2 separate regions of the Homo sapiens genome follow, and region 1 is linked to region 2. A link is an interaction called in ENCODE POLR2A ChIA-PET data of the cell type or tissue named here. Cell type or tissue: MCF 10A. All regions are shown on one strand. Each heading gives the region's core, and the rest is flanking DNA. Links, peaks and the distances in the headings are about the cores only. Region 1 overlaps ATP8B1 (ATPase phospholipid transporting 8B1). Region 2 overlaps ATP8B1 (ATPase phospholipid transporting 8B1).

Region 1 (5,616 bases), core at 982-3,481, 62 kb before region 2:
TCACTCTGTTGCTCAGGTTGGAGTGCAGTGCCACGATCTCGGCTCACTGGAACCTCCACCTCCCAGGTTCAAGCGATTTCCAGCTAATTTTTGTATTTTTAGTAGAGATGGGGTTTCACCATGTTGGCCGGGCTGGTCTCCTGACCTCAAGTGATCCACCTGCCTTGGCCTCCCAAAGTGCTAGGATGACAGGCATGAGCCACCATGCCCGGCCTATTTTTAAATTTTTCTTAAGACAGAGTCTTGCTCTGTCACCCAGGCTGGAGTGCAGTGGCGCAATCTCGGCTCACTGTAACCTCCATCTCCCAGGTTCAAGCGATTCTTCTGCTTCAGCTTCTCAAATAGGTGGGATTACGGGTGCCCACCACCAAGCCCGGCTAATTTTTAATTTATGGTAGAGACAGGGTTTCACCATGTTGGCTGGGCTGGTCTCGAACTCCTGGCCTCAGGTGATCTCCCCTCCTCAGCCTCCTAAAGTGCTGGGATTACAGACCTGAGCCACCACGCCCGGCCGAATAATAGGACTTTTAAAAGTCCTATTTCTTGGCTCTGCTATTGTTTAATAGTCCAACCCAAGGAGTTTGTTATAAAGATTATTTATTGTCTTCAATATCTTTGTGATGAATGCAATTCACACACACACACAAAGTCCTGAGAGTCTTTCATAAAAAAATAGACGTGCTTTGTGGCCGCATCCCAGCCTGGGGGTAAGGGATCAGCTGTCCCCGGTGCGCCTGTACTCCGCGGTGCCATCCGCCACGATGGCATCAAGCGGCGAGCGCTTCTTGCGGATGCTGCGCCCGGAGGAGATGAGGTCCGCGTAGCCCCGCTGGTGCGAGAAGGCGTAGGCCGAGCGCCGCGTTGACACGCCCCGGCGGAACACCTGCTGCCGTCGCTGCCACTGCTCCTCCGCCTTCAACCGCTTGCGATGCTTCTGGATCTGCAAGGGGGAGAGATGGGGAGGGATGAAAATAAGATCCACACCAGGGAGGAGGCCTGGCCAGACGGTTGACAGAAATGAACACTGATGAACTCCCCTGACACCTGCCCCATTTTGATGCAGGCAGTTCTGTCCCCACTTGTGTGTGTGTGTGTGTGTGTGTGTGTGTGTGTGTATGTGTGTCTATATCTTTTTTTTTGTTTTTGAGACAGTCTCGCTCTGTCACCCAGACTTGAGTGCAATGGCACGATCTTGGCTCACTGCAACCTCTGCCTCCCAGGTTCAAGCGATCCTCCTGCCTCAGCCTCCTGAGTAACTGGGGTTACAGGCACGCACTGCCACACCCGTCTAATTTTTGTATTTTTAGTGGAGACAGAATTTCACCATGTTGGCCAGGCTGGTCCTGACCTCAAGTGATCTGCCTGCCTCGGCCTCCAAAAGTTCTGGGATTACAGGCATGAACCACAGTGCTTGGCTATATCTATCTATCTATCTATCTATCTATCTATATCGACATATATATATGATGATATAAATCTATATCCATCTCTCTATATCTATACATAGATTGATTGATCAATCGATCTACCTACCTACCTACCTGGAGATATATATTGAAGCCAAGGGAAGGTTATTTAACTTTTCCAAGGTCACACAGCTAGAAAATGCAAAGCCAAGATTCCCACTCCTCTGAAGCTAGTGCCCTTTTCTAGTTCAGACCAGATGGGTACAGTCAAAGAGAAAATTCAGTAGGGCCTCTTTCCTGGGTTGTTACTGCATACTGTTGGCACTGCAAAAGGGAGACCCGAGGGATACTGAAGGTTGCCTCAGTAGCCTCTACTCTCTCCTTCTTTCTAATGGAAATTGATTGTATTCAGATTGCCCCCCCCAACCCCTCACAGCCACATTTCTCATGGGCGGTGGGCAGGTTGATTTCCCTTGCTAAACTAGTCCAGAATGGGCAAGTGACCTAATTTTGGCACGTGAGACCTGAGGGCACTGTACTGGGGCCCTTGGGTGAGAAGTTCCACGGCCCCTAAGGAGCTACAGAATAGGCTCTTATCTCCCCCCGACACTGATAGGTCAGGAAGTGATACCCAGAACTGCTCTGGCCATCTTCCAGCATCCATATGAAGCTAATAATGAAGGTTTCTGAGAGAAGAGATGGCAAGAACCAGCCCAATCCTTTCTTGACAACATTAAATTGCTCAATCAACTGGGCCTGAAGCCTACTAATGATTAATGATGACGCACTACTGTAGAGATGTTTTGAGTCACAGCTTTCTGTTCCTTGTAGCTCAAAGGATCCTGCTACAGAAGGTGACATTTTTCTTAAATAAAGAAAAAAAACCCAATCTGATTTGTATGACAAAATGTTAATACTGTAATTGTTAAACTGAGGAGATAGATATATGGGGCTCATTCTGTTCTCCCTTTTTTGTTTATGTTTGGTAATTTTTGTATTAAAAAGCAAGCACACTAAACTCCCAATTCCAAAAGACTTATTTGTGAGATAGAGTTAAAGAGAAGCAATCATGAAAAATCATTCTTACCAAACTTCCCATGAGCTTAGAATTTTGCAGGAAACGTGCTGTTGGGAAACGCTTTGGTTTCTGTGAGGGACAGAGTTGGGAAAGGACTATATTCTTTATACCTTATCACTTTCTGATGGCCAGATGGTCATTGACAGGAATCGAATGGCAACGACGGGTAGTAAGCACACAGCAACAGCCAGGATGATAGTTAACCAAATGTATGGCTGTCTCAGAGCGTTTGAAGCTGTGCCTGTAAAGAACATGGCAAATGCATCACTGTGGTTCTTTTTTCCTAAGAACATAGTTAATATTTCGCCAGGTGTGGTGGCTCATGCCTGTAATCCTAACACTTTGAGAGGCCAAGGTGGGTGGATTGCCAGAGCTCAGGAGTTCGAGACCAGCCTGGGCAACATGGTGAAACCCCGTCTCTACTAAAATACAAAAAATCAGCCGGGCATGGTGGTGTGCACCTGTAGTCCCAGCTACTCAGGAGACAGCAGAATTGCTTGAACCCGGAAGGCGGAAGTTGCAGTGAGCCGAAATTGTGCCACCGCACTCCAGCCTGGGTGATAAAGCAAAACTCTGTCTCAAAAATAAAAAATAAAATAAAAAAAAGAACATAGTTAATATTTCATAATCTATAAATAGATCATTTATGGTAAAGTTTTACAACTGGATTGGCCTCCCCAAAATATCCATTATGGCTCAAAGAACAGACATTTTAAAATCAGACTAAGCAAAGCAAAATTGGGAAGGTAAATTATTTGAAACAAGGCAAATTTACATAAGTGAGCAAATAAGGAAAAAAAGCACATTTGTTGACATTGCATTGATTAAAAATGCAAAGTTAGGTGATCAAGACTTCTGACTTTTTTTTGAGATAGGGTCTCACTCTGTTACCCACGTTGGAGTGCAGTGGCGTGATCATGGCTCACTGCAGCCTCAACCTCCTGGGCTCAGGTGTCCTCCTACCTTAGCCTCCTGAATAGCTGGGACTACAGGTGTGCGCCACCACGCTTGGCTAATTTTTGTATTTTTTGTAGAGATGGGGTTTCACCATGTTGCCCAGGCTGGTCTCAAACTCCTGAGCTCAAGTGATCCACCCATATTGGCCTCCCAAAGTGCTGGGATTACAGGCGTGAGCTACCACATCTAGCCCCAGTATTAGGTTTTATGGGAAAGAAAGAATAGGCTTTTATCCAGCCTTTTAAGTCTTAAGTTATCTAATTCAACACACGTACAGCGCTATTGTAAAGCTATTTTAATTTGTCTTCCTCCCATCATGTTATGCCCTTTCAACCCACCATCACCATTTAATTTCCAGACAAGACATTAATTTTCACTAGCAATAATAATTTGTATATATTTGTTTTGTTGTGCTTTGTTTTTTTTGTTTTTTTTTTGAGACAGGGTCCCGCTCTGTCACCTGGGCTAGAGTACAGCAGTGCCATCACGACTCACTGTAGCCTCAACGTCCCAGGTCAAGCAATCCTCCCACTTCAGCCTCTCCAGTAGCTAGAACTACAGGCATGTGCCACCATGCCTGGCTAATTTTTTTGTATTTTTTGTAGAGATGGGGTTTAGCCATGTTGTCCAGGCTGGTCTTGAACTGCTGGGCTCAAGCAATCCACTTGCCTCGGCCTCCCAAAATGCTGGGATTACAGGTGTGAGCCACTGTGCCCAGCCATTCCACCTTGTATATTTTATTACTTAACAGAAGTTATGTCAAAATCTAAACTAATGACATTTGTCTGTACATTTATTTTTGGAATTTGGAAATACCAACCTGTAAATTGAAATGCAGATGGAAAGAGAACATGTATTCCAGCACTATGAAAGTCAAACATGATGCCAAAATAAAGTGCAATGCTTCCAAAAATTGAAAAAGCATTCACAAAAGTCCAATAAGAAGTATCCAAGCCAATCTGTTGGGAAACCAGAGAAAAACAGAGCACTCATTTTGGGGAGTTAGCAAGAAATAAAGGATCTAACAATCCTGAAAACAGAATTCAGCAAGTTAGGCATGATGTGGCTTGAATACTGGACCAGAAACTAAACCATCCTTGACTCAGGCAAGAAATAGAAAATGTGCTTGGTATAAGAGATGAAAATAGCATTTATATTTTGTAAGTGGCACAGGTGCAGTGGGAGTCAGGTGGATGTGCATGCCACCCTATATACAGAAATATAAGTAGGTACCAATAGACACTGAATACGGCCAATGAAAGCCACGTACCTGGAAATTGACTGTTATTACAAGAGCAGAGGCAATGGTGACGGCAAAAGACTGGTAGTCGGAAGGTGCCTCTCCATCCTGCCCTACGGTTTGCAGATAAGCTCCAAGAGGTATGAAGAAGAGGATCATCGATGTTAGGACCCCATGCAACAAGCTTACAAAGAATCTCTTATAGTTGAATAGTAAGTCTCTTTGTCCCACTATGTATAACCCAGGGAATCGGAGGCTCAGTTTGTCACTCACATCCTTAAGGAGAAAACAAAATGATGGTATTTTATTCATCAGGTCAAAGCAGTCAGAGATATGTTATAATTAATATCTCACAAAAAGTTGCAGCCTGCTGTTAAATTTTAGGAAGGCAAAAACTGAACAAGATAATCGATCAATCCTGCAATATTTGTGGTGTGCAGAGCTCAACCTCATTGCTTAGACCACCATTACTTAATATTTAATTCAGAGAAGGGCTAGGTATAAGTTTATTACTTTGCTACTTATGGAAAGAAAACAAATTAGTAATGTCCAAAAATATGTAGGGAGGCTACTGTTTTTACCTCCTGAGTGAATATATATTGTTGCAAATCCTTTGGGAAAAAATTTTCTCATACAAGTTGATGAGTTAATTATAAATTATTACTTTTTAGTCTTTATAGTGCTTCTTTCTTTTTAAGAATTGGTATTAGATAAAAATATGCACTAGCTACATAAATTTTGGAAAGGATTTAAACTGACTTTAAAATGAGTAAATTATTATTGTGGAGACATATTGGACTCTCGGGTGCCTTTTTTTCCTTTTCTTTTCTTTTTTTTTTTTTTTTTTTGGAGACAGGGTCTCACTTTGTTGCCCAGCCCGGAGTGCAGTGGCACAAACACAACTCACTGCAGCTTCAACCTTCCAGGCTCAAGCG
Region 2 (13,628 bases), core at 287-2,786:
CACCTCGGCCTCCCAAAGTGCCGGGATAATGGGCATGAGCCACTGTACCTGGCCTCAAATGGCTCTTAAACCTGTGAGAAGATATTTGGGTTCCTAAAAGAGAAATGCAATTCTTCACTGAGATAGTAGTTTTTATCCTATAATAGCAAAACATTGGCACATGGTAATGCTTGGGATGACATTCTAGGTTCAAAAGAGAGCAGAGAAACAGACACTCTGAGGTAGCCTTTATGGAGAGTAATTTGGCCAGATCTCAAAATTTAACACACACATGCACTGACCAAATAATCACACTTCTAGGAAATATCCCCCATGTACCTACTGCAGGGATTTTCAATGCAGCCCTATTTATCAGAACGACTAGAAACAACCCAAATGCCTACTGGGAACAGCCAGTTAAACACGATTACAATGATAGCCTATGCAGTCAGCAAAAAAAGAATGAGGTGACCCCATAAATATGGTAGGAATTACCTCCAAATTACACTGTTAAGAGACAAAAGCAGAAGGGTATCTACCATCTTGTGCTTTCAGCTGTGTGATGCATAGAATTCATACACAATATGAATGCATATATGTACACACACGTGCACATCTGTTTCTGCATATGTGTATGGGTATATGAGGAAGCAAGTTTGCAAGCATTCTTTGCGCATACAAACGTGTATCTCTCTGGAAGGACATATTTTGAGAAACTGGTAACCGTAATTTCTTTTTGTCATTTTTTTAAAAGACAAAGTCTCACTGTGGCACCTGGGCTGGAGTGCAGTGGCATGCTCATAGCTCACTGCAGCCTCTGAACTCCTGGGCTCAAGTGATCCTCCCACCTCAACTTCTGGAGTAGCTGAGACTAAAGTGCACGCCATCGTACCTAATTTTTAAATTTTTTTGTAAAGATGAGGTCTTGCTTTGCAGACCAGGCTGGTCTTGAACTGCTGCCCACAAGCTATCCTCCTGCCTTGGCCTCCCAGAGTGCCGGGATTACAGGTGTGAGCCACCGTGCCCAGACCAGCAGTATTTTTTTTGGAAAGGAAACTGCATGACTGAGGGACAGGAGAGGCAGGAAGGAAAACTTCATTTTCATTCTGGACCCTTTTCTAATTGGATCATTTACATGTATTACTGTTTTAAAGCAATGTTTGTGATTCCTCTCCTTCCCTCTATTGGCATATATATATATATATATATGGCGAATATGGAGAGGAGCAAGGTGGCCAAATAGAAGCTCGCACGAATTGTAATTCCCATAGGAACATCAAATTTAACAACTATCTACAAACAAAAAAGCACCTTTATAAAAACCAAAAAATCAGGCACTCACAGTACCTGGTTTTAACTTTATATTGCTGAAAAAGGACTGAAGAGGGTAGGAAAAATAGTCTTGAATTGCCAATGCCACCCCTCCCCCAGCCCCAGCACCAGATGTGTGGCATGGAGAGAAAATCTGTACGCTTGGGAGAGGGACAGTGCAGCGATTGTGAGGCTTTGCACTGAACTCAGTGCTGCCCTGTTACAGACAGTAGAAAGCAAAAGCAGGCTGAACTCAGCTGATGCCAGACCATAGAGGGAGCATTTAGACCAGCCCTAGCCAGAGGGGAATCTCCTGTACCTTGGTCAGAACTTGAATTCTGGCAAACCTCGTCACCGAGGGCCAAAGTGCCCTGGGGCTCTAAATAAAATTGAAAGGCAGTGTAGGCCCCATGAACTACAACTCTTAGGCAAGTCCTAGTGCTGAGCTGGACTTGGAGCCAGTTGACTTAGCAGGCACATGACCTACTGAGACACCAGCCAGAGCAGCTAGTGGAATGCTTGCTCGGCCCCTCCCCGCCAACCTCACTGCTCCAAAAGAGACCTCTTCCTTCTGCTTGAGGAGATGAGAGGGAGGAGTAAAGAGAACTTTGTCTTGCATCTTGGATACCAGCTCAGCCACAGTAGGATAGGGCACCAGGCAGGGTCATGAGGCTGTTTCAGGCCCTAGTTCCCAGACAACATTTCTAGACAATCCTGGATCAGAAGGGAGCCTGCTGCCTTGCAGGGCAAGGACCCAGCTCTGGCAGGATCCATCACCTGCTGATGAAAGAGCCCTTGAGCCCTGAATAAACAGTAGTGATACCCAGTTAATATCCAAGGCTGTGGGCCTTAATTGAGGCTAAGATATTCTGGCTTTAGTTGTGACCCAGCACATTCCCAGCTGTGGTGGCCATGGTGAGAGATTCCTTCCGCTTGAGAAAAGCAGAAGGAAAATTAAAGGGTGCTTTGTCTTGCTCTTGATCTTTCTCTTTCTTTCTTTCTTTCTTTCTTTCTTTCTTTCTTTCTTTCCTTCCTTCCTTCCTTCCTTCCTTCCTTCCTTCCTTCCTTCCTTCTTTCTTTCTTTCTTTCTTTCTCTTTCTTTCTTTCTTTTTTCTTTCTCTCTCTCTCTCTTTCTTTCTTTTCAGAGATAGAGTCTTGCTATTTTGCCCAGGCTGGAGTGCAATGGTGTCATCTCAGCTCACTGCAACCTGTGCCTCCTGGGTTCAAGCAATTCTCATGCCTCAGCCTCCTGAGTAGCTGGGATTACAGGCATGTACCACCATGCCCAGCTAATTTTTAAAAATTTTTTATTTTATTTTATTTTATTTTATTTTATTTGAGATGGTTTCTCACTCTGTCACCCAGGATGGAGTGCAGTGGTGCGATCTCAGCTCACTGCAACCTCCACCTACCGGGTTCAAGCAATTCTCCTGCCTCAGCCTCCCGAGTAGCTGGGATTAGAGGTGTGTGCCACCATGCTTGGCTAATTTTGTATTTTTAGTAGAGATGGGGTTGCACCATGTTGGTCAGGCCAGTCTTGAACTCCTGACCTCAAGTGTTCCACCCACCTTGACCTCCCAACATGCTGGGATTACAGGAGTGAGCCACCGCGCCCGGCCTAATTTTTTTTATTTTTAGTAGAGACAGGGTTTCGCCATGTTGGCCAGGCTGGTCTCTAACTCCTGGCCTCAAGTGATCTGCCCGCCTCAGCCTCCCAAAGTGCTGGGATTACAGGCATGAGACACTGCGCCCAGCCTGCCTTGCACTTGCTACCACCTTGGCCACAGTGGGGTAAAGCAACAAATAGAGACCCCTCTTGGGGTCCCTGAGTCTAGGCCTTAGGTTCTTGGATGACATCTCTGGACTTGCTTTTTGCCAGAGGGGAGCTCACTGCCCTGAAGGGTGACTGAAAGGATTTACCACAAGCTGACTGAAGAGGCCATAGGCCTTTACCGAACATCAGCAGTAACCTGGCAGCACTCCTCATAGGCCTGTGGTGGTGGTGGACATGGGGAGAGGCCCCTGAGCCTGTGGAAAGGGCAGAATAGTGGAAAGGACTGGCTAATGGTTTGAGTGCCAGCTCAGCCACAGTAGAATAGATAGGACACCAAGCAGATTTCTAAGGTTTTGGACTCCAGTCCATGGCTCCCAGATGGCATCTCTGGATCTGGCTGCAGCCTGGGGGAACTCACTGGCTTGAAGCTAGCCTGGCTGGCTTCACAACAGGGCATTGAGGGAACATAGGCAGCCAGATCATGGTTACAGTGGGCCATGGCGAGACCCAGTGTGGTGCCAGCTTCATGTCTGACCCAGTACATTCTCAGTGGTGATGGCCATATTGGTGCTTGTATCTCCACCCCCCTAGCTCTGGGTGGCCCAGAACAGAGGGAGAGAGAGAAGGAGAAAGGGAGAGGAGGGAGGGGGGAAGGGGGAGAGAGAAAGAGCAAAAAAAGAGAGAGAGAGAGATTGATTCTGTTTGGGAGAAAGTAAGCAACAAGAACAAGAGTGTGGGCTTGATAATCCAGATAATTCTTCCAGATAGTCTGCAAGAAATGCAGCGTTATTGAGCTTGGGATGCCCCCTAATGCAGATATGGGTTCAATCATAATATCCAAGTTCTTTTGAATACCTGGAAATCCTTCCCAAGAAGGATGGGTATAAACAAGCCCAGACTGTGAGAGCTACAATAAATATCTAACTCTTCAATGCCCAGACATTGATGAACATCCACAAGCATCAAGAACATCCAGGAAAACATGACTTCACCAAACAAACTAAATAAGACACCAGGGGCCAAACCTGCAGAAACAAAACTATATGACCTTTCAGACAGAAAATTCAAAATTGCCATTTTGAGGAAACTCAAAGAAATTCAAGATAGCACAGAGAAGACATTCAGAACTCTATCAGATAAACTTAACAAAGAGGAAACTCAAAGAAATTCAAGACAACACAGAAAAAGTTTAGAATTCTATCAGATAAATGTAACAGAGATTGAAATAATTAAAAAGAGTCAAGCTGAAATTCCGGAGTTGAAAAATGCAACCGACATACTGAAGAATGCATCAGAGACTTTTAATACCAGGATTGAATAAGTGGAACAAAGAATTAGTGAGCTGGAAGGTAAGCTATTGGAAAATATGGTCAGAGGAGACAGAAGAAAAAAGAATAAAAAAGAAAGAAGTACACCTACAAGATCTAGAAAATAGACTTAAAAAAGCAAATCTAAGAGTTATTGGCATTAAAGTGGAGGTAGAGAAAGAGACAGGGGTAGAAAGTTTATTCAAAGGATAATAACAGAGAACTTCCCAAACCTAGAGGAAGATATCAATATCCAAGAACAAGAAGGTTGTAGAACACCAAGCAGATTAACCCAAAGAAGACTACCTCAGGCATTTAGTAATCAAATTCCTAAAAGTCAAGGATAAAAGGAAGGATCCTAAAAGCAGCAAAAGAAAAGAAACAAATAAAATACAATGGCACTCCAATACGTCTGGCAGCAGACTTTTCAGTGGAAACCTTATAGGCCAGGAGAGAGTGGCATGACATATTTAAAGTGCTGAAGGAAAATATATTCAAGCATAAAGGAGAAATGAAGACCTTCCCAGACAAACAAAAGCTGAGGGATTTCATCAACACTAGACCTGTCCTACAGGAAATGCTAAACAGAGTACATTAATCAGAAAGTAAACGATGTTAGTGAGCAATAAGAAATCACCTGAAGGCACAAAACTCACTGGTAACAGTTAAGTATACAGAAAAACCCAGAATAGTATAACACTGTGACTGTGACATGTAAACTACTCTTCAGTAAAATGACTAAAAGATTAACTGATAAAAAATAGTGACTAGAACAACTTTTCAAGACATAGTACAATAAGATATAAATAGAAACAATAAAAAGTTAAAAAGCAGAGGGAGGAAGTTAAAGTGTAGAGTTTATTAGTTTTCTTTTAGCTTAAAATAATGAGTTATTAGACAGTACTTACAAGCCTCATGGTAACCTCAAATCAAAAAACATACAATGGATATATACAAAATAAAAAGCAGGAAATTAAAGCACACCACAAGAGAAAACCACCTTCACTAAAAGGCAGAAGGGAAGGGAGGAAAGAAGGAAGAGAAGACCACAAAGCCACCGGAAAACATAACAAAATGGCAAGAGTAAGTCCTTACTTATCAATATAACATCGAATGTAAATGGGCTAAACTGTCAATCAAAAGATATAGAGTGGCTGAATAGATTTAAAAAAAAAAAAGACCCAGTGATCTGTTGCCTACAACAGACACTCCACCTGGACTGAAAATGAAGGGATTGAAGAAGATATTCCATGCCAATGGAAAGCAAAAAAGAACAGGATACCTATATTTATATCAGACAAAATAGATTTCAAGACAAAACTATAAGAAGAGACAAAGTCACTATATAATGATAAAGAGGTCAGTTCAGCAAGAGGATATAATAGTTTTAAATATTTATCCACCTTACACTGGAGCACCCAGATATATAAAGCAAATATTACTAGAGCTAAAGAGAGTGATAGACCCCAGTAAAATAATAGCTGGAGACATCAACACTACACTTTCAGCACTGGACAGATCTTCCAGACAGAAAATCAACAAAGAAACATGGGACTTAATCTGCACTATAGACCAAATAGATATTTATAAAATATTTCATACAACAGCTGTAGAATACACATTCTTTTCCTCAGCACGTGGATCATTCTCAAAGACAGAACGTATATTAAGTCACAGAACGAGTCTTAAAACATTCAAATAAATTGAAATAATATCAAACATCTGACTGACCACAATGAGTAAAACTAGAAATCAATAATAAGAGGAATTTTGGAAACTATACAAAAACATGGAAATTAAACAATATGTTCCTAAATGACCAGTGGGTCAATGAAGAAATTAAACAGGAAACTGAAAAATTTCTTCAAACAAATGATAATGGAAACATGATAAACCAAAACCTGTGGGACACAGTGAAAGCAGTACTAGGAGGGAAGTTTATAGCTATACGTGCCTACATCAAAAAATAAGAAAAACTTCAAACAACCTGATGATGCATCTAAAAGAACTAGAGCCAGGTGCAGTGGCTCACGCCTGTAATCCCAACACTTTGGGAGGCCGAGGTGGGCAGATCATGAGGTCAGGAGATCGAGACCATCCTGGCTAACACACTGAAACCCCATTGCTACTAAAAAAATACAAAAAACTTAGGTGGGCACAGTGGCGGGCACCTGTAGTCCCAGCTGCTGGGGAGGCTGAGGCAGGAGAATGGCATGAACCCGGGAGGCGGAGCTTGCAGTAAGCCGAGATCACACCACTGCACTCCAACCTGGGTAACAGAGCAAGACTCTGTCTCAAAAAAAAAAAAAAAAAAAAAAAAAAAAAAAAAAAAAAAAAGAACTAGAAAAGCAAGAGCAAACCAAACCCAAAGTTACTAGAAGAAAAGAAATAATAAAGATCAAAGCAGAGATAAATGACATTGAAACAAAGAAAACAATACAAAAGATCAATGAAACAAAAACGGTTTTTTGTTTTGGTTTGGTTTGGTTTGGTTTTTTTTTGGAGACAGAGTCTCACTCTGTTGCCCAGGCTGGAGTGCAGTGGTGCGATCTTGGCTCACTGCAACCTCCGCCTCCCAGGTTCAAGCAATTCTTGTGCCTCAGTCTCCTGAGTAGCTAGGAGTAGCCAGGACTATAGGCATGTGCCACCACACCTGGCTAATTTTTGTAGTTTTAGTAGAGACAGGGTTCCACTGTGTTGGCCAGGCTGGTCTCAAACTCCTGCCCTCAAGTGATCCACCTACCTCAGCCTCCCAAAGTGCTGGGATTACAGGTGTGAGCCACTGTGCCTGGCCAAGAAGTTAGTTTCTTGAAAAGATAAACAAAATTGACAAACCTTTAGCTGGACTAACTAAAAAAAAAAAAAAAAAAAAAAAGCAAAAAAAGAGAGACCCAAATAAATAAAATCAGAGCTGAAAAAGAAGACATTACAACTGTTACCACAGAAATTCAAAGATCATTAGTGGCTACTATGAGCAACTATTTGCCAATAAATTGGAAAATGTAGAAAAAAATGGATAAATTCCTAGATACATAAAACCTACCAAGATTGAATCATAAAGAAATCCAAAACCCAAACAGATGAATAACAAGTAATGAGATCAAAGCCATAATAAAAAGTCTCTCAGCAAAGAAAATCCCAGGACCCAATGGCTTCACTACTGAATACTACCAAGCATTTAAAGAAGAACTAATACCAATCCTACTCAATCTATTCTAAAATAAACAGGAGGAAATACTTCCAAACTCATTCTACAAGGCCAGTATTACCCTGATGCCAAAACCAGACAAAGACACATCAAAAAACAAAAACAAAAACAAAAAGACCTATAGGCCAATATCATTGATGAATGTTGATGCAAAAATCCTCAACAAAATACTAGAAAATTGAATTCAACAACACATTAAAAAGATCATTCATCATGATCAAGTGGGATTTATCCCAGAAATGCAAAGATTGTTCAACATACACAAATCAATTAATGTGATATGTCATGTCAACAGAATGAAGGGCAAAAACCATATGATCATTTCAATTGATGCTGAAAAAGAATTTGATACAATTCAACATCACTTCATGATAAAAAAAATCCTCAAAAAACTGGGTACAGAACAACATACCTCAGTATAATAAAAGCCATATATGACAGACCCATAGCTAGTATCAAACTGAATGGGGAAAAACTAAAAGCCTTTCCTCTTAGATCTGGAACATGTCAAGGATGCCTACTTTCACCAGAAGTCCTAGCTAGAGCAATCGGACAAGAGAAAGAAATAAACGGCATCCAAATTGGAAAGGAATAAGTCAAATTATCCTTGTTTGCGGATGATATGATCTCATATTTGGAAAAACCTAAAGACTCCACCAAAAAACTATCAGAACTGGTAAACAAATTCTGTAAGGTTGCAAGATACAAAATCAACATACAGAAATCAGTAGCCTTTCTGTATGCCAACAGCAAACAATCTGAAAAAGAAATCAAGAAAATAATCCCATTGGGAGGAGCCAAGATGGCCGAATAGGAACAGCTCCGGTCTACAGCTCCCAGCGTGAGAGACACAGAAGACCGGTGATTTCTCCATTTCCATCTGAGGTACCGGGTTCATCTCACTAGGGAGTGCCAGACAGTGGGCGCAGGCCAGTGGGTGCGCGCACTGTGCGCGAGCCGAAGCAAGGCGAGGCATTGCCTCACCTGGGAAGCGCAAGGGGTCAGGGAGTTCCCTTTCCGAGTCAAAGAAAGGGGTGACGGACGCACCTGGAAAATCGGGTCACTCCCACCCGAATATTGCGCTTTTCAGACCGGCTTGAAAAACGGCGCACCTAGAGACTATATCCCACACCTGGCTCGGAGGGTCCTACGCCCACGGAATCTCACTGATTGCTAGCACAGCAGTCTGAGATCAAACTGCAAGGCGGCAGCGAGGCTGGGGGAGAGGTGCCCGCCATTGCCCAGGCTTGCTTAGGTAAACAAAGCAGCCGGGAAGCTCGAACTGGGTGGAGCCCACCACAGCTCAGAGGCCTGCCTGCCACTGTAGGCTCCACCTCTGGGGGCAGGGTACAGACAGCAGTAACCTCTGCAGACTTAAATGTCCCTGTCTGACAGCTTTGAAGAGAGCAGTGGTTCTCCCAGCACGCAGCTGGAGATCTGAGAACCAACAGACTGCCTCTTCAAGTGGGTCCCTGACCCCTGACCCCCGAGCAGCCTAACTGGGAGGCACCCCCCAGCAGGGGCACACTGACACCTCACACGGCAGGGTATTCCAACAGACCTGCAGCTGAGGGTCCTGTCTGTTAGAAGGAAAACTAACAAACAGAAAGGACATCCACACAGAAAACCCATCTGTACATCACCATCATCAAAGACCAAAAGTAGATAAAACCACAAAGATGGGGAAAAAACAGAACAGAAAAACTGGAAACTCTAAAACGCAGAGCGTCTCTCCTCCTCCAAAGGAACGCAGTTCCTCACCAGCAACAGAACAAAGCTGGATGGAGAATGACTTTGACGAGCTGAGAGAAGAAGGCTTCAGACGATCAAATTACTCTGAGCTACGGGAGGACATTCAAACCAAAGGCAAAGAAGTTGAAAACTTTGAAAAAAATTTAGAAGAATGTATAACTAGAATAACCAATACAGAGAAGTGCTTAAAGGAGCTGATGGAGCTGAAAACCAAGGCTCGAGAACTACGTGAAGAATGCAGAAGCCTCAGGAGCCGATGCGATCAACTGGAAGAAAGGGTATCAGCAATGGAAGATGAAATGAATGAAATGAAGCGAGAAGGGAACTTTAGAGAAAAAAGAATAAAAAGAAATGAGCAAAGCCTCCAAGAAATATGGGACTATGTGAAAAGACCAAATCTACGTCTGATTGGTGTACCTGAAAGTGATGGGGAGAATGGAACCAAGTTGGAAAACACTCTGCAGGATATTATCCAGGAGAACTTCCCCAATCTAGCAAGGCAGGCCAACGTTCAGATTCAGGAAATACAGAGAACGCCACAAAGATACTCCTCGAGAAGAGCAACTCCAAGACACATAATTGTCAGATTCACCAAAGTTGAAATGAAAGAAAAAATGTTAAGGGCACCCAGAGAGAAAGGTTGGGTTACCCTCAAAGGGAAGCCCATCAGACTAACAGCGGATCTCTCGGCAGAAACCCTACAAGCCAGAAGAGAGTGGGGGCCAGTATTCAACATTCTTAAAGAAAAGAATTTTCAACCCAGAATTTCATATCCAGCCAAACTAAGCTTCATAAGTGAAGGAGAAATCAAATACTTTACAGACAAGCAAATGCTGAGAGATTTTGTCACCACCAGGCCTGCCCTAAAAGAGCTCCTGAAGGAAGCACTAAACATGGAAAGGAACAACCGGTACCAGCCGCTGCAAAATCATGCCAAAATGTAAAGACCATTGAGACTAGGAAGAAACTGCATCAACTAACGAGCAAAATCACCAGCTAACATCATAATGACAGGATCAAATTCACACATAACAATATTCACTTTAAATGTAAATGGACTAAATTCTCCAATTAAAAGACACAGACTGGCAAATTGGATAAAGAGTCAAGACCCATCAGTGTGCTGTATTCAGGAAACCCATCTCACGTGCAGAGACACACACAGGCTCAAAATAAAAGGATGGAGGAAGATCTACCAAGCAAATGGAAAACAAAAAAAGGCAGGGGTTGCAATCCTAGTCTCTGATAAAACAGACTTTAAACCAACAAAGATCAAAAGAGACAAAGAAGGCCATTACATAATGGTAAAGGGATCAATTCGACAAGAAGAGCTAACTCTCCTAAATATATATGCACCCAATACAGGAGCACCCAGATTCATAAAGCAAATCCTGAGTGACCTACAAAGAGACTTAGACTCCCACACATTAATAATGGGAGACTTTAACACCCCACTGTCAACATTAGACAGATCAACGAGACAGAAAGTCAACAAGGATACCCAGGAATTGAACTCAGCTCTGCACCAAGCGGACCTAATAGACATCTACAGAACTCTCCACCCCAAATCAACAGAATATACATTTTTTTCAGCACCACACCACACCTATTCCAAAATTGACCACATAGTTGGAAGTAAAGCTCTCCTCAGCAAATGTAAAAGAACAGAAATTATAACAAACTATCTCTCAGACCACAGTGCAATCAAACTAGAACTCAGGATTAAGAATCTCACTCAAAGCCGCTCAACTACGTGGAAACTGAACAACCTGCTCCTGAATGACTACTGGGTACATAACGAAATGAAGGCAGAAATAAAGATGTTCTTTGAAACCAACGAGAACAAAGACACAACATACCAGAATCTCTGGGACGCATTCAAAGCAGTGTGTAGAGGGAAATTTATAGCACTAAATGCCCACAAGAGAAAGCAGGAAAGATCCAAAATTGACACCCTAACATCACAATTAAAAGAAGTAGAAAAGCAAGAGCAAACACATTCAAAAGTTAGCAGAAGGCAAGAAATAACTAAAATCAGAGCAGAACTGAAGGAAATAGAGACACAAAAAACCCTTCAAAAAATCAGTGAATCCAGGAGCTGGTTTTTTGAAAGGATCAACAAAATTGATAGACCGCTAGCAAGATTAATAAAGAAAAAAAGAGAGAAGAATCAAATAGACACAATAAAAAATGATAAAGGGGATATCACCACCGATCCCACAGAAATACAAACTACCATCAGAGAATACTACAAACACCTCTACGCAAATAAACTAGAAAATCTAGAAGAAATGGATAAATTCCTGGACACATACACTCTCCCAAGACTAAACCAGGAAGAAGTTGAATCTCTGAATAGACCAATAACAGGATCTGAAATTGTGGCAATAATCAATAGTTTACCAACCAAAAAGAGTCCAGGACCAGATGGATTCACAGCCGAATTCTACCAGAGGTACAAGGAGGAACTGGTACCATTCCTTCTGAAACTATTCCAATCAATAGAAAAAGAGGGAATCCTCCCTAACTCATTTTATGAGGCCAGCATCATTCTGATACCAAAGCCGGGCAGAGACACAACCAAAAAAGAGAATTTTAGACCAATATCCTTGATGAACATTGATGCAAAAATCCTCAATAAAATACTGGCAAACCGAATCCAGCAACACATCAAAAAGCTTATCCACCATGATCAAGTGGGCTTCATCCCTGGGATGCAAGGCTGGTTCAATATACGCAAATCGATAAATGTAATCCAGCATATAAACAGAGCCAAAGACAAAAACCACATGATTATCTCAATAGATGCAGAAAAAGCCTTTGACAAAATTCAACAACCCTTCATGCTAAAAACTCTCAGTAAATTAGGTATTGATGGGACGTATTTCAAAATAATAAGAGCTATCTATGACAAACCCACAGCCAATATCATACTGAATGGGGAAAAACTGGAAGCATTCCCTTTGAAAACTGGCACAAGTCAGGGATGCCCTCTCTCACCACTCCTATTCAACATAGTGTTGGAAGTTCTGGCCCGGGCAATTAGGCAGGAGAAGGAAATAAAGGGTATTCAGTTAGGAAAAGAGGAAGTCAAATTGTCTCTGTTTGCAGATGACATGATTGTATATCTAGAAAACCCCATTGTCTCAGCCCAAAATCTCCTTAAGCTGATAAGCAACTTCAGCAAAGTCTCAGGATACAAAATCAATGTACAAAAATCACAAGCATTCTTATACACCAACAACAGACAAACAGAGAGCCAAATCATGAGTGAACTCCCATTCACAATTGCTTCAAAGAGAATAAAATACCTAGGAATCCAACTTACAAGGGATGTGAAGGACCTCTTCAAGGAGAACTACAAACCACTGCTCAAGGAAATAAAAGAGGATACAAACAAATGGAAGAACATTCCATGCTCATGGGTAGGAAGAATCAATATCGTGAAAATGGCCATACTGCCCAAGGTAATTTACAGATTCAATGCCATCCCCATCAAGCTACCAATGACTTTCTTCACAGAATTGGAAAAAACTACTTTAAAGTTCATATGGAACCAAAAAAGAGCCCGGATTGCCAAGTCAATCCTAAGCCAAAAGAACAAAGCTGGAGGCATCACACTACCTGACTTCAAACTATACTACAAGGCTACAGTAACCAAAACAGCATGGTACTGGTACCAAAACAGAAATATAGATCAATGGAACAGAACAGAGCCCTCAGAAATAATGCCGCATACCTAGAACTATCTGACCTTTGACAAACCTGAGAAAAACAAGCAATGGGGAAAGGATTCCCTATTTAATAAATGGTGCTGGGAAAACTGGCTAGCCATATGTAGGAAACTGAAACTGGATCCCTTCCCTACACCTTATACAAAAATCAATTCAAGATGGATTAAAGATTTAAACGTTAGACCTAAAACCATAAAAACCCTAGAAGAAAACCTAGGCATTACCATTCAGGACATAGGCATGGGCAAGGACTTCATGTCCAAAACACCAAAAGCAATGGCAACAAAAGACAAAATTGACAAATGGGATCTAATTAAACTAAAGAGCTTCTGCACAGCAAAAGAAACTACCATCAGAGTGAACAGGCAACCTACAAAATGGGAGAAAATTTTCGCAACCTACTCATCTGACAAAGGGCTAATATCCAGAATCTACAATGAACTCAAACAAATTTACAAGAAAAAAACAAACAACCCCATCAAAAAGTGGGCGAAGGACATGAACAGACACTAATCAAAAGAAGACATTTATGCAGCCAAAAAACACATGAAAAAATGCTCATC

Evidence for each region. ChIA-PET counts read pairs that join two places held together with the same protein. Peaks named below come from ENCODE experiments on the same cell type or tissue, not always from the same donor. Only the 100,000 strongest peaks of a DNase experiment are listed, where the experiment ranks them.
Region 1: POLR2A ChIA-PET joins it to region 2 with 5 read pairs; 4 of 35 experiments call an interaction of 5 or more read pairs at or near these places.

What each region holds. Positions count from the first base shown.
Region 1 is chr18:57,647,773-57,653,388 of GRCh38, forward strand. It overlaps ATP8B1 (ATPase phospholipid transporting 8B1), which reads right to left. Exons shown (of 28, transcript NM_001374385.1): 25 at 4,712-4,957; 26 at 4,262-4,400; 27 at 2,595-2,725; 28 at 1-940. The coding sequence ends at 716. All of the region lies in intron 2 of ATP8B1-AS1 (ATP8B1 antisense RNA 1), which reads left to right. Among named protein-coding and RNA genes, the nearest start is that of ATP8B1-AS1, 20 kb to the left of the region's middle. RefSeq lists an enhancer at 2,012-2,161. In MCF 10A, for the core only: no CTCF peak of the experiment used is centred there; a DNase peak (open chromatin) is centred at 2,149.
Region 2 is chr18:57,710,881-57,724,508 of GRCh38, forward strand. All of the region lies in intron 2 of ATP8B1 (ATPase phospholipid transporting 8B1), which reads right to left. Among named protein-coding and RNA genes, the nearest start is that of ATP8B1, 86 kb to the right of the region's middle. RefSeq lists enhancers at 2,275-2,777, 8,080-8,648, 8,649-9,217. In MCF 10A, for the core only: no CTCF peak of the experiment used is centred there; a DNase peak (open chromatin) is centred at 1,681.